Regions from separate parts of the Homo sapiens genome. Here region 2 is linked to region 1. A link is a contact called in ENCODE Hi-C or POLR2A ChIA-PET data. All regions are on one chromosome and are shown on one strand. Each heading gives the region's core, a stretch centred on a gene start or an enhancer-like site at or near the end of the contact. The rest is flanking DNA. Distances are from core to core; before and after follow the strand shown.

What was found. A loop is a pair of places that touch in the nucleus more often than their neighbours do. ChIA-PET counts read pairs that join two places held with the same protein, here RNA polymerase II (POLR2A). Pooled maps may share reads with other maps.
Region 2: a pooled map shows a loop between it and region 1 (2.0-fold over the local background). The contact joins two enhancer-like sites. A Hi-C loop is called at or near these places in 2 of 50 pooled maps. POLR2A ChIA-PET finds 5 or more read pairs at or near these places in 4 of 52 experiments (activated CD4-positive, alpha-beta memory T cell, activated CD8-positive, alpha-beta memory T cell, activated T-cell and 1 more).

Annotation. Positions count from the first base shown.
Region 1 is chr14:54,689,505-54,696,022 of GRCh38, forward strand. The region is part of intron 2 of SAMD4A (sterile alpha motif domain containing 4A); the gene reads left to right. Among named protein-coding and RNA genes, the nearest start is that of SAMD4A-AS1, 4.9 kb to the left of the region's middle. Within about 2 kb of position 2,232, at least 12 of the 41 ENCODE cell types and tissues checked have a DNase peak (open chromatin) inside an H3K27ac peak, as active enhancers do.
Region 2 is chr14:54,527,241-54,534,466 of GRCh38, forward strand. It overlaps CGRRF1 (cell growth regulator with ring finger domain 1), which reads left to right. Exons shown (of 6, transcript NM_006568.3): 3 at 2,809-2,986; 4 at 3,663-3,810. Among named protein-coding and RNA genes, the nearest start is that of CGRRF1, 21 kb to the left of the region's middle. Within about 2 kb of position 5,536, at least 2 of the 41 ENCODE cell types and tissues checked have a DNase peak (open chromatin) inside an H3K27ac peak, as active enhancers do.

The DNA.
Region 1 (6,518 bases), core at 982-3,481:
CACAGAGTGGTTAAGTGAATTGCCCAAGTTCACACAGCTCATTCAATGGAAGCTCAGACAACATGGCTAGCATCTGTGCTCTCATTCCCCACGCCATATTATCATTCTGTTTTCCCCAAGTCACTTAGAGCACCTGATACTCCTACAGTTCTTAAGAGTGAATACCTTAGAAAGGAGCCGCCAAGACAACTGAACCCATCTTAGGCGCTAACAACCAGCATCTTGGGCTCCGATTGTCCAGGTGACTTGACTACCCTACCTGTGTCTGTGACTGAGTAGAGGCAAGAGGAGGGGGCTCTTAGCAGAAATACATTGGACATGTGACCTGGTGAAGGCCAAGGGAGGGGTGTTGATGTGAAGACGCTGGGGACATCATCTGTGAAGACAGGCCAGCCCTCCCCTTCTGCTGGAGCCTCAGTGTCCCCTCACCATTCTGCGCTGGTCCAGAGATTTCCTGCTATTGATACTTATCAGAGACACAAAGCTGAGGAGGAACAGATGTGCCATGTCATCAGCCATAATAGAAAAAGTGCATGAATCTTTTTTGGACCAGGTTGGTCTAGCAAGGCTGTGTGATCAGCACTAACCTGGGTGAGGGAGTAGGAGACACAGAAGTGGATGGACTGTCCCCACCCACAAGGAGGGGTGAAGTGGGGGGGGTGTTATACAGATATGCAAGTCACTGAGCTCAATTGTGGTAGAGAAAAGGCAATGAGGGCCCAAATGGGTAAATGGCATTTGGGGAGAGAGGTGGATTCTTAAACTACATCACAGATGATGATAGGAGCAGGAGGGGGAGGGTTCAGATGTGTCCAAGACATATCTACAGCAGAGAGTATGTAATGATAAATAATAGTGATCTCTTTTGAGATTCAAACAGCCAGAGGTTAAGTCTCCACTGGTATAGTGATAATAGACTAAGCTCTTTTTTTTTTTCTGCCAAATAATGTGTTGAGTCCTGGCTGGAGGGCCTAGGAGTACTTTAGAAGATGGATTCTACTCCTTACAGTGTTGCCTGTTGGTTCTAGAAATGGAGCCCTTCTCCAAGTATTTCTCTACCCCATTGGTCTGATTCTCCCCAAGTTATTTGTGTTACAGACACTTCTATGGGTACAAAACTTTCCCTTTGGCTATCTCTGATACCACAAATGTCATTGAAAAGGACAGATCCTAGCACTAGGCCATATACATTGATAGGAACCAAAGACAGATATCTGATAGATTAATAAATACAACCACTTCCAAAGGTGATGGTATGAAGCTAGATTCAAACAACACAGTAGGCCAGTGCTGTCACTCCCAGCTCAGAACCATTGTGGCTAGAAGTTAGCTTTGTCTTTCTCCTCACTGAGCCATGTGTCTCAGACCCTGGGGTAGAGTTGAGGGAGGGCAGACAATGGTTAGTTTCCAAACTCCCTGGACATAGGGGCCCCTTGCTGCCTTCTGCCTTCCTCCATAGAGTTTAGAAGGTTTGTTTCCAGGAAGGAGCTCCTTCCTGCCAGGTTTGTCCTCTCTCCAGCTTCTCAGCAGTGCAGGGTGCTTACAACACAGCCCACAGGCCTGCCTGCACTGGGCTGTGTGGGTCTGTAGACAAGGTTCTCAACTCTGCCTCTGCGTCTGCTCCTCTCCGTCCTACTGGGCCTTTCTGCTCCCCCTTACCTTTCCCTGCCTGAGCCCTCTCACTGTTTTTGTGCCTGCCTTTGTTGTAGAATTCTAGATGGCAGCATGCTTGCAACTTGGGAAGGATGAGGCCCTTGTCTGGAGACATTATCCCTATGAGCTCTGAGGTCTTGTCTCCTTCTGTAGCATCCCCACCAATGTGGCCAAAGCCAAGGGCCCTCATCTGATCAGTCCTCCTGATTCTGGTCCAGCCACTGAGCCCTAGGTCTACTCAATTTCATGGCAGGATACCCAGAAGGAGGGAAATGGCCTCAGCCATTCTCATTCCTATTTAGAGAAGTGCATTCTTCACCATCATCCTTCCTACCTTTTCTTCTTACCCACTGCCCAAGGACTTCAGCAATGAAAAAGTAGCTTCCCTTCTCAAAAAAAAAAAAAAAAAAAAAAAAAATCTGAAAAATCTTATTCTGATTGCATCAATAGACCTACTAACCTGAAAATGAGTTTGGTGCACAAGTAACAGGTGAAAATCAGCAGCCTTTTACTGCTTACTGTTGCAGAAATTCCCAGCATTGGCTGGCGGCTGGAGGGGAAGCAGGAAGGGAGGTGTGCCTCTAGCTCCCTCTACAGGGCTGTGCCCCAGGAGGACAGGAGAGCCAGGCTGAATATGTTCCAGGGTCACCCAACTCTGTCCTTGTACAGTTAGCCAGGCCTTTCTTTCCAAAAAGAGTATCAGTTAATTTGTGACTATGGACTCGAATATCCTGCCTCCACAAAATTGTTCATTCTGTCCCCCATTGGATGACTTGTACGTGTATTTCATATTTCATACCTAAATGAGTGATACATACATTTTACTATCAACATTGCTAACATGCATATTTTGGGAATATCTACATGCTGTTCCTTGGTGACAATATTTACATGGTTACACACCACACCACAGGGCTCTTACATTCACACTTACACTTTGGATCCCATCTCTTGAGTTGGGAAATTTTGTCTATAAGTTGTTGAGCAACTTCCTCGTTATTTTAGAAAGCGTGGGACCCAGTGACTTCACAGTTCACAGTCATGTAAAGATATAGAATGGCTCCCTGGTGTCAGGGGTGGGATGTGTGCACTCCAGCCCTTCCCAGACTTCCTGAGGTGTATAAACCTGTTGTGTGGCATGGCTGTTGTTCCGTTTGCTCCACTGAATTAAGCATGAACTATTCTTTTGTGATTCAGTCTGTTTATACTCCTCCCAAGATACTCCTCTGTTGACTGTCTGGACATTGCCAAGGATGCTGGCCTTGGAGTTCTTTGTAAAATATTATTGCAGTTAGGTTACGTGGACAATGCCGTGCTCCTTTTGGGACTCTCATGTCTAGAGCCTCTTGTGCAACAGGGGCTAAATCTAAGTGTAGAAGCAGAAAGCACACTTTTCTCCTTTGCAAGGTCAGCATGAGGATTGCTAATTCATTATTTTAAGGTACTATTGGAGTGTCACTCTGTGGTGTGTGGGGTTTTGGCAGTGGTGGTCTGGAGTGTGAGGGCGGCGCTGAAGATTAGAGAGTGGGAAAGCTTCCTGTGTTTAGAACACTTCCAGCCTCTCCTCTGAGGGGTTTTTGGTGTAAAAAACTAGTCGAGTGTGGTTTACAAGAATGTGTCTTGTGTTTGTCGAGTGAGGTAACATTTTTTTCATCTCTAATTTATATAACTCTTAGGAGACCCATTCCTATGAGGCCTTATTGAAACAATCACTTAGTGCCCCCCCCCGCAAAAAAATCAGACATATAACAGTCTTAACCCTGTTGACATTGTTTTTCTTTCCTTCTTCAACAGATGTTTGCAAGAGTTGTATTAAATATATTTCATTCTGCTGTCTCAGCCTCTCAAATCCTTTTCACGAAGATTACTTTAATGGGTGTCAGTTACAATCACAAAAAGCACCCATTTTGCTTTTGTTTTCTAGCAAAAAACAATGGGGAAACTTTCCATCTTAAACAGAATATTGAAAAGGGGGGGGTAGTAAAGACTTTGAAAATTGAGCTAATCATTTTATTTTCCTCTTTTCCATGTTCCTGTTTTTATTTGATGTTAAAGCTAAAAATAATCAGAATACAACAAAGTTGAATGAGAAAGGGGCAACTGAACAGTTTGTGTGTGACAGTTGGTACCTACTATTGTTTATAGGTCGTCTATTCTATCTTAAGCCTTCCATTTAAAGGAAACTTCTAGGAAATACCTAACATTTTGAAGAAATCCAAACGACTATTAAAACACTATCAAACAAAAGGCCATAATTAGCTGGGCGCAGTGCCTCATGCCTGTAATCCTAGTACTTTGGGAGGCTGAGGCAGGAGGATCATTTGAAACTAACCTGAGCAACAAAGCAAGACTCCATCTCTACAAAAAATACAAAAATTAGCCAGATGTGGTAGTAGATGGCTGTAGTCCGAGCTGCTTAGGATGTTGAGGTGGGAGGAAGGCTTGAGGCTAAGAGGTTGAGGTTGCAGTGAGCTGTGATTGTGCCACTGCTCTCTAGCCTGGGCAACAGAGCAAGACCCTGTCTCAAAAAAAAACTGTAATTAAGAAGGAACTATTAATGCATGAAAAAATGGAGACACCCTCATTACCCTCATGGAGCTTGCATTCTAATGGAGAGGGGCCAGAAATAAGCATACTGTACAGCAGGTCACATGGTGGTAAGCGCTATGGAAAAAACAAAGCATGACCTGGGAATAAGGGAGTGTAAGGTGAGAGAGTGGGGTGGGCAATTTAAAATAGTGTAGACAGATAAGATCTCATTAGGAAGGTGACATTTGAGCAAAGACAGAGCTGAGAGAGGCTAAACATGGGTGTGGGGGAAACGTGTTCCAGGCAGAGGAAGCAGCAAGTGTGAAGGTTCTGAGGCAGGCACGCGGCTGATATGTTGAAGGAACATCACAGCAGCCAGGATGGACTGAAACAGGAGAGGGTCAGTAGTAAGGGTGGAGGCTAGATCATAGAGGGACTAACAGGCCATCATAAGGACTTTGGCTTTTACTCTGAGATGGGAAGCCATTGACATGTTTGATCAGGGGAGTGACATGACTTACCTTCTAGTTTTAAAAGATCCTTCTTTTAGAAATGATTGTTATGGTTGATAAGAGACTACTGGAGAGGGTGGGGATATGCAGAAACATGGTGAGGGGTAGTCACATTCCAGATGTATTTTGAAGATTCAGCCCATAGGATTTATGGAGAGGTTAGATGCAGGATATGAGAGAAAGGAGTCAAGGATACTCCAAGGTTTTGACCTGAGCAATTGGAAAGATGGAAAGCCATCTGCTGAGATAGGAAAGAGGAGCAAAGAAGCAGATGTGGTGAGAGTGAGAGCAAGAGTTGGGTTGTGGACATGTTGACTTTGAGATCATCTGAGTGAGCATGGAGAGGGTGCAGTTGGAGTGTGAATCTGGGGCTCAGGGGAGAAACCTGGGCTGGAAATACAAACGTGGAGTTGTCTGCATACTCATGGGCCAGAGGTCAGAACCGAGGCAGGTGGCTGGGGGAGCTGGCCTGGTTTTTGTGCCCTCTGGGAATGGCCAGCCTCAGACCTCCTGACTGGTCATGGCCAGGAGGTCAGAAATCTGAAGGTGAATCCTAACCCTAACTTGAGTCCTTGGCTGAGATCTCAGGACTACTTCCCAGCTGGCCTGGGTCCTCAAGGAGTAAAGGAGCAGTCCTGGAGCACCCAGCTGTGCCGGTACCTGGGGAAAAAGTAACTACAGATGGAAAGTCTCCATGGAAGAAATGACCAGATCTCTACTCTGGAAAGGTAAAGGGCTCATTGGAAGTATCTGCTAGGGCAAGAGGTACCTGGTTCTTGCCTTTTGAGGATGGTCAGATGCCTTTGAATGACCAGCACCTGATGACCTTCTGCTGTCAGAAAAGACTGGAATGGTCATAATGGTCTATACAGTCCACTACATAGATGCCTGCCTTTTCTAGTGAATCCAAGGGACAGTAGCATTTTGAAGTGATCTTTACCAAGTAACCAAAAGCTCTCTGTATTCATTAACTATTGCTGTGTAACAAACTACCCTAAAACTTAATGACTTAACATAACAACAAGTTATCTCAGTTTTCTGAGGGTCAGCAATTTAGAACAGCCTGGCTGGGAAGCTCTGCCTTAAGGTCTCCAACAAAGCTGTAGTCAAGAAATAAACTAGACCTGGAGGAGCCACTTCCAAGCTCACTCACATGGCTGGCAAGTTGATTCTGGCTGTTGGCAGGAGGCCTGAACTCCTCCCCATACAGGTCTCTCCCTGGGATGCCTGAGCATCTTCATAATTGGTGTGACTGGCTTCCCCCAGAACAAGTGAACCAAGACAGCAAGGTAGAAGCTGCAATGCTTTTTATGACCTAAGGTCAGAACGCCTCCACTGCACACTCTTGGTCACATAGACCAGCTCTCATTCAGTGTGGGAGAAAAGCACATAGGTGAATACCAGTAGTCTAGGATCAATGGAGGCCACCCTGGAAGCCCGCAATCACCTTCCTTGAAAATAGGGGGAGGGTTAGGGCCGGGCACGGTGGCTCACGCCTGTAATCCCAGCACTTTGGGAGGCCAAGGCAGGTGGATCATGAGGTCAGGAGTTCAAGACCAGCCTAGCCAACATGGTGAAACCCCATCTCTACTAAAAATACAAAAATTAGCCAGGCGTGGTGGCGCATGCCTGTAATCCCAGCTACTTGGGAGGCTGAATCAGGAGAATCGCTTGAACCCAGGAGGCGGAGGTTACAGTGAGCCAAGACCATGCCACTGTGCTCCAGCCTGGTGACGGAGTGAGACTCCATCTCAGAAAAAAAAAAAAAAAAAAAAGAAAAAGAAAATAGGGGGAGGGTTTATATCTTTTCAATCCTTTGTACCT
Region 2 (7,226 bases), core at 4,286-6,785, 160 kb before region 1:
GGGAGAATAGTTTTGATGGGGGTACTGACACTGTCTTCAGATAGTGGAAATCATTACATTCTCCCCTCAGTTTATGTAATGGACAAGTTTGTAAAAGATTATAGAGATATACCTAATGCTAAATGACGAGTTAATGGGTGCAGGACACCAACATGGCACATGTATACATATGTAGCAAACCTGCACATTGTGCACATGTACCCTAAAACTTAAAGTATAATAATAATAACATTAAAAAAAGAGATTATGGAGAGTATAATTTTATAGATTCTGTAGTTTTTTTAAATTAATTTTAGAGACATTTTAAGATCTGATTAATCTCCAGTTGTCAAAGGTCTCTGACACTCTTCCCATTTTAGTTAAGTATACAAAGTCTATAAACGAGTCTCTTAAGTAGCTCTGAATCTTTGGGGCTCTGGCTTTTTTTTTCTTTTTACAAAGCAAATAAACAGGGTAGTTTTATATGTTCTGTAAGCTGTAAGTTGAGTTTTAAAAGGCTTATCCTTCCATTGTTCTTTTTTTTTTTTTCTTTTTTTGAAACAGGGTCTCACTCTGTCATCCAGGTGGAAATGTAGTGGTGTGATCATGGCTGACTGCAGCCGTGATCCTCCTACCTCAGCCTTCCAAGAAGTTAGGACCACGGGTGCGTGCCACCATGCCCAGCTAATTTTTGTGTGTTTTGTAGAGACATGGTTTTGCCACGTTGGCCCAGGCTGGTCTCAAACTCCTGGCTCAAGTGATCTGCACATCTTGGCCTCCCAAAGTGCTGGAATTACAGGCATGAAACACCACACCCAGCCTGTTCTTCTTTAATGTAAACAAACACATATATGGGTATCCATTCTTGTGAGATAAACAGTAGCATATATATTTAATTTTCTCTACCTTGCTTTTTTTTCATTTACTAATATATTCTGAAGATCATTTCATAATAGTGTGTGCAGATACTCTGATATACCTCAATTCTTTTTTTTTTTTTTTTTTTTTTAAGAGACAGAGTCTCACTGTGTCAGCCAGGTTGTAGTGCAGTGGCACGATCTCGGCTCACTGTAACCTCCGCCTTCCTATTCACTTTTAATAGCTTCTTAGTACTTTATTGTAGAGTACTATATTTATTCATTTAATCCGCATTGATGAACATTTGGGTTTATTCCAGCATTTTGCTATGATAACTAGTGCTATAATGAGTAGCCTTATACATATATCTTTTCACATTTTTGCTAGTAATACAATAATAAATAATCATTTTGTGTTTCTTGTTTTTTCTTTTTCAATGTTTTAAAATATGCATTTTCTATTTTTTCCTTTCGTATCTACCTCCAGCTTTTTTCTTCTGCCTCATGTTATGTGGTTCTACAGTGACAAAGGGAAAAATATGTGTGATTTTGTATGTGTGTGTATATGTGTGTATATGTATTTGTGTATGTATAAATAAAATGTTTTCCTTCAGCTATTTAATATCAAATGGAATTTTTCATTCTTGAGTTAATACCTGATGATTGGAATCATAAAAATTTGAAATCAAAGCCTGCTCCAATTAACCTATGCAAAGTTCCTACCAATTAAAATTTTTCCTTAAGTATGATTAGAAATGGCCATGTATCAATGCTACTCAGACTCTCAGACTGTGTGTACATACTACTAAATACTGAGAGTAAAATTGGAAAAATCAGTTTTTGGTATCCTGTGGAGCATCTGCTTGTATTTGTGTATCTTCTTCTAACATATACTCTTGATCACATTTTAAAAAATAGGTAATATATCAATCAGAATTCTTATTAGCAAGCAACAGAAACAACTTCAATAAAAGGATATTGGGTAGCTTACAGAATTGCTGGCAGGTTTGGAGAGCCAAAATCAGATGCCAAGGCTGTTGAGCCAGGAACAATGACCAAAACCAGGCCCTTTTTATCTAGTCAGTGTATCAGTGCCAAGGAGTACTACACGTTACAGTTTGCGCTGCTACAGTTTGCACCCCCAGCAGTATGAAAGGCTGGATGTTGCTACCCTTGAATGTGATATTGCTACAAATACCACTAGGAGGGGGAAATCACATAGGTGACACAAAGTAAGTCCTATACAAGTGTTAAATAAAACTGTATAATTTCACATCTACTTACAATTTGTATATCCATTTAATCAGGTCTACTCAAATTGTTATATCTTCTTAAGTTGAAAGTGAACAACTGAATTAAGATACCACTATTAAACTCTTTATGTTTTGGAATCCCCACTCTTTTCCTCAGGATATTTTGCATATTACATGGGACATTAAGTCTGTGACAAGCCTGTATGTTAATGTTGTCAATGTATACATTAATGTTAGTAAAGCTCAGTTTCTTTTTAATATTTTTCTTACAACAGCGATCATGTTGTGGAGCCTATAGGTTGTACATATCCCCTTTAGAGGACAGCTGTATTCTGCTGCACTGTTTCTTGTCGTTAGGATCATATACACTATGAGAGTGGTAGGTTATCAATAGTGAACTGTATTTTAGTTTTAAAAATCTAGATGGGAAATGTCTTAGAGTCGCCAAAAAAGAAAATTAACAGTTTCTAAGCTTTAATAGATAAATAGTAAGAAATAGTTTTTTGATAGCTCTCAAAAAATGTGTAGACATTGAGCTTTTATATCTCTTGTTACAGAGGCCAGTTCCTTCGTTTATAGGAGGCATACCCTTTAACAAGTTCTTTTAACTGCCATCATCCTGGCCAGCATCCAAAAGGAAGCTTTTGTTACTCACCCTGTATGATTGTATTAGAAGTTACATTAAATCACTTTCATTCTTTCTCCTTTGTTTTTTACAGCTGGCATAACCTTGACAACAGATTGCCTTGAAGATAGCCTCCTTACATGCTACTGGGGGTGCAGTGTTCAAAAATTATATGAAGCTCTGCAGAAGCATGTTTATTGCTTCAGAATAAGCACTCCCCAAGCATTAGAAGATGCTCTGTATAGTGAATATCTCTATCAGGAACAGTATTTGTATCCTTTCGTCTGATATACCCATTAGCACTGAAAATTAGACTTCTTATGGATAAAGTGTTGCTAACTTATTGATCATTCTTGGTATACTAGAAGCATGTTTATTGCTTCAGAATAAGCACTCCTCAAGCATTAGAAGATGCTCTGTGGAGTGAATATCTCTATCAGGAACAGTATTTGTATCCTTTCATCTGATATACCCATTAGCACTGAAAATTAGACTTCTTATGGATAAAGTGTTGCTAACTTATTGATCATTTTTGGTATACTAGAAGCATGTTTATTGCTTCAGAATAAGCACTCCCCAAGCATTAGAAGATGCTCTGTGGAGTGAATATCTCTATCAGGAACAGTATTTGTATCCTTTCATCTGATATACCCATTAGCACTGAAAATTAGACTTCTTACGGATAAAGTGTTGCTAACTTATTGATCATTTTTGGTATACTAGAAGCATGTTTATTGCTTCAGAATAAGCACTCCTCAAGCATTAGAAGATGCTCTGTGGAGTGAATGTCTCTATCAGGAACAGTATTTGTATCCTTTTATCTGATATACCCATTAGCACTGAAAATTAGACTTCTTATGGATAAAGTGTTGCTAACTTATTGATCATTTTTGGTGTATTTTTGTTCTTATGGTTATAGTGGCAATTTACCTTTACATTTTCAAAAAGTATTAAAAAGGATAGCAAAGAAGAAATATATTGCCAGTTACCAAGAGATACTAAAATTGAAGACTTTGGTACAGTACCCAGATCTCGCTATCCATTGGTAGCGCTATTGACCTTAGCTGATGAGGATGACCGGGAAATTTATGATATTGTAAGTAATTGAAAATTTTGAAAGCATTACCTTTAAGTGATTTGAATGGTGGTTCTTCATTATTTGATAAATAGAAAAAGTTTTATTTTAATTTCTGAGGATGTGCATTTGGCCTACAACAACTATATACCTATTTGGTTTTTATATGTGAAACAGTACCTTCAGATTATGACTCATTTCTTGCCTTATGGGTCACAGTAATATGACTTTATTTGGAAAATAAAAGATATATAATGGTTGAATTAAGTTAGTTTCATCATTAACACCTATTTGGTTGTATACACCTATTTAGTTTTTATATGTGTAACAGTACCTTCAGAGTATGACTCATTTTTTGCCTTATGGATCACAGTAATATGACTTTATTTGGGAAATAAAAGATATATAATGGTTGAATTAAGTTAATTTCATCATTCTGTATTCTGTCATATTTGCTGTATAGAAACAGTCTGTTGGGAAGCATGTTTATTCTGAACATGTTTAGCAGTGAATAAATAAGCACAATAATGATCGAAAGTGCTCAATTTTAAGATAGTATCCACTCTTTTTTTGCCTGCTTGCAGTCACCTTGTTTCCATCAAAGTCCCTGCTGCACCTATATCTTATATGTCTGGTCCCTGTATTTTCAGTAATTATAATAATCTCCTTTCCTCATTATGTGCTAATTATTTTTTCAGTCTGATAGTTGATTCCTATTAGGAAGTTAAAAGTATCTTAGAGATCTAAGAGGACTGAAACTTTGACAATCATCTGAGTATAATAGAAACTTAGACATGAAATAAACTTTTGATGAAATTGTATCATGGTAAAAATGTCCTTACACACAATTGACTACTTTTCTGAAGTATTTAATATAGATTATTCATTAATAAACATATGGTAACATTGTTTTGTGATATTCGTAATATGCAAAGTACGTTCACAAACATGAACTTATTTTTTTCTTCTAACAACCTGGTTTCTTAGGACAGGGCAAATATTCTCCTTTCACAGACTGAAACAGAGTCAAGAAAAATCCCAGTCATTCAGGCAGTAAGAGATGGAACAAGAGCTTGACTCTGAGCTTTTTGTGTGTGTTTGTTTGTTTTTGTTTTTTGAGTTTATTTTTTTTAGCAGGAATATCTTCCTGCAACAAGTGTACATTGAGCTTTGGAAGGTAAAGACTCTTTGGGAAATCTAGACCCTTCTTACTCATTTGCAGTTAAGCACCTAGGTTTTTGGTTTTTAATATTTTCAAACTGAAGTTCCATTGAGCTGAGGTCAGCTTATTTTTTCCAAGTCATGGGGAGCAGAGGGGAAGGAAATGGGGATATGTAGGTCACTAGAGACAAAGTTACAGATACATAAAATGAACAGGTCTAGAGATCTAATGTACAGCATAAAGACTATAGTTAATGTGGTATTGCTTTTGGGATTTTTGGTGCTCTTGCCACATGCAAAAAAAGTGGAAGTAACTGTGTAAGATGATGCGTAATTTGCATTATAATAGTAACCATTTCACTAGGTATATATATATCAAAACATCCTGTTGTACACCTTAAATATATACAATAAAAATACAAAATACAAAAGTCATACCAGCAGTAGTGTATTTCCAGAACCTAGTACAGTGCCTAGGATATAATAGGGGTTCAATAAAGATTTGATAAGTAAAAAAAAAAAAAAAAAGTCATACTAGACAATGTTAATGAGCCTCATAGAGCTTGACAGCGAAACACCTTAGCTGTACATCCCATGCACCTTAGCGTGCATGAGAGGCCTTCTGGCTTCCTCCCTCCTTTCTCTCAGTTTCAGTTAGAGATAAATAAAACCTGTTAAATTGGTGTCTCCTATTTCTAGCTTCTTTGTTCTTGACCCTGTGTACTTGGGCAAGGAAGCCCTTCTGCCCCCACTGTGTGCCCCATCTCTGCTGAGTTTCTTGGGTTCTGTTCTCCTTTTTCCTTTGGTTCAGCACAAAAGGATCAGATCGCAGTCATTTTCCCTCCCAGCTTCCCCATTGCATTCCTTTTCCCTTCACTGATAGTGCTCTCTAGGTGCTCAGGGTCTTTTTTTTTTTCTAACTTTCTTCCCCTGTCCAAACAGGGAGTGATTGTGTATCTGTGTGGTAAAATATATATATTTTATATATAAAGTTTACCATTTTAACCATTTTTGTGTGTGTGTTTTCAGTTCAGTGGCCTTTTAGGCCAGAGAAGAGTTTGCTCTCAGGTCCCTGATCACACTGGATGAAGACTGTGTGGCCCAGCTGTAGTTGTGGGAGGCTTGTTCCCATAGGGAAGCCTGAGTGTCTCCCAAGGGTTAACAGCCATCTTCTCTTGTGCTTTGTGTATGTCTCTGTGTCTGGGTCCTTTTGAATGTCTTTTATTCTCATCTGTGGGCTCCCTCCTTTTTTCCTGTTAATCCTTGCTTCTCGTCTTATTTCTTAGATTGGGGGTAATATTGGCACTCAAATATATTTATTAGTGTATTTTGTATTAATGTTCTCTGTTTATAATTTTAAAAGCAAATGGACCATTTCCTATTTCTTTTTCATATGTGTTTTTTCAGTATTGTATGTGCGTGTCAGGGACTATATTTTTTTAAAAAATTTATTAATAAAATCATTTTTATTTTAACAGCAAAGAATTATATTTAGGTAGTACAGTTAGGAACCACTTTGTTGTTTTAGATTAAAAAAAGGAAAGCAGGAATTGTTACTACAAAATTTTGACTTTAAAATTTTTTCATTTTTAGTTAATTACATTGGCTTTTTTTCAGTATTATTCAAATAATACATTTGTGGCAGGAAAAAAAATTAGAAAGTGTAGATAAGCCAAAAGGAGAGAAGTATAATAATCTGTATTCTATCATCCAAAAATAATCACTGTGAATATTTGTCTGTATCTTTCCAAATCTTTATATATGTAATTAAAAAAGGGATAAAATTATACATTTTATACTATTTTGTGACCTGCTTTCACTTAGTAGTATATTCAAACATTTTTTCCATATCAAATATTTACCCACAACTACATATATAACTAGTATGATAATAGCTTCAGAGACTTTTAATATTAAATCAAATGACAAAATTGGTTTTTTTTTTGTTTTTTGAGACAGAATCTCGCTCTGTCGCCCAGGCTGGTGTGCAGTGGCACAATCTCAGCTCACTGTAGCCTCTGCTTCCTGGGTTCAAGCAATTCTCCTGCCTCAGCCTCCCGAGTAGCTGGGACTACAGGCACGCACCACCACGCCCAGTTAATTTTTGTATTTTTAGTAGAGATGGTGTTTCACCATGTTGGCCAGGTTGGTCTTGAACTCCTGACCTCGTGATCGACCCGCCTCGGCCTCCCAAAGTGCTGGGGTTACAGGTGTGAGCCACTGCTCCCAGAGGACAAAATTGTTAGTATGAAGTGATAACTACTATTTTCTACTAA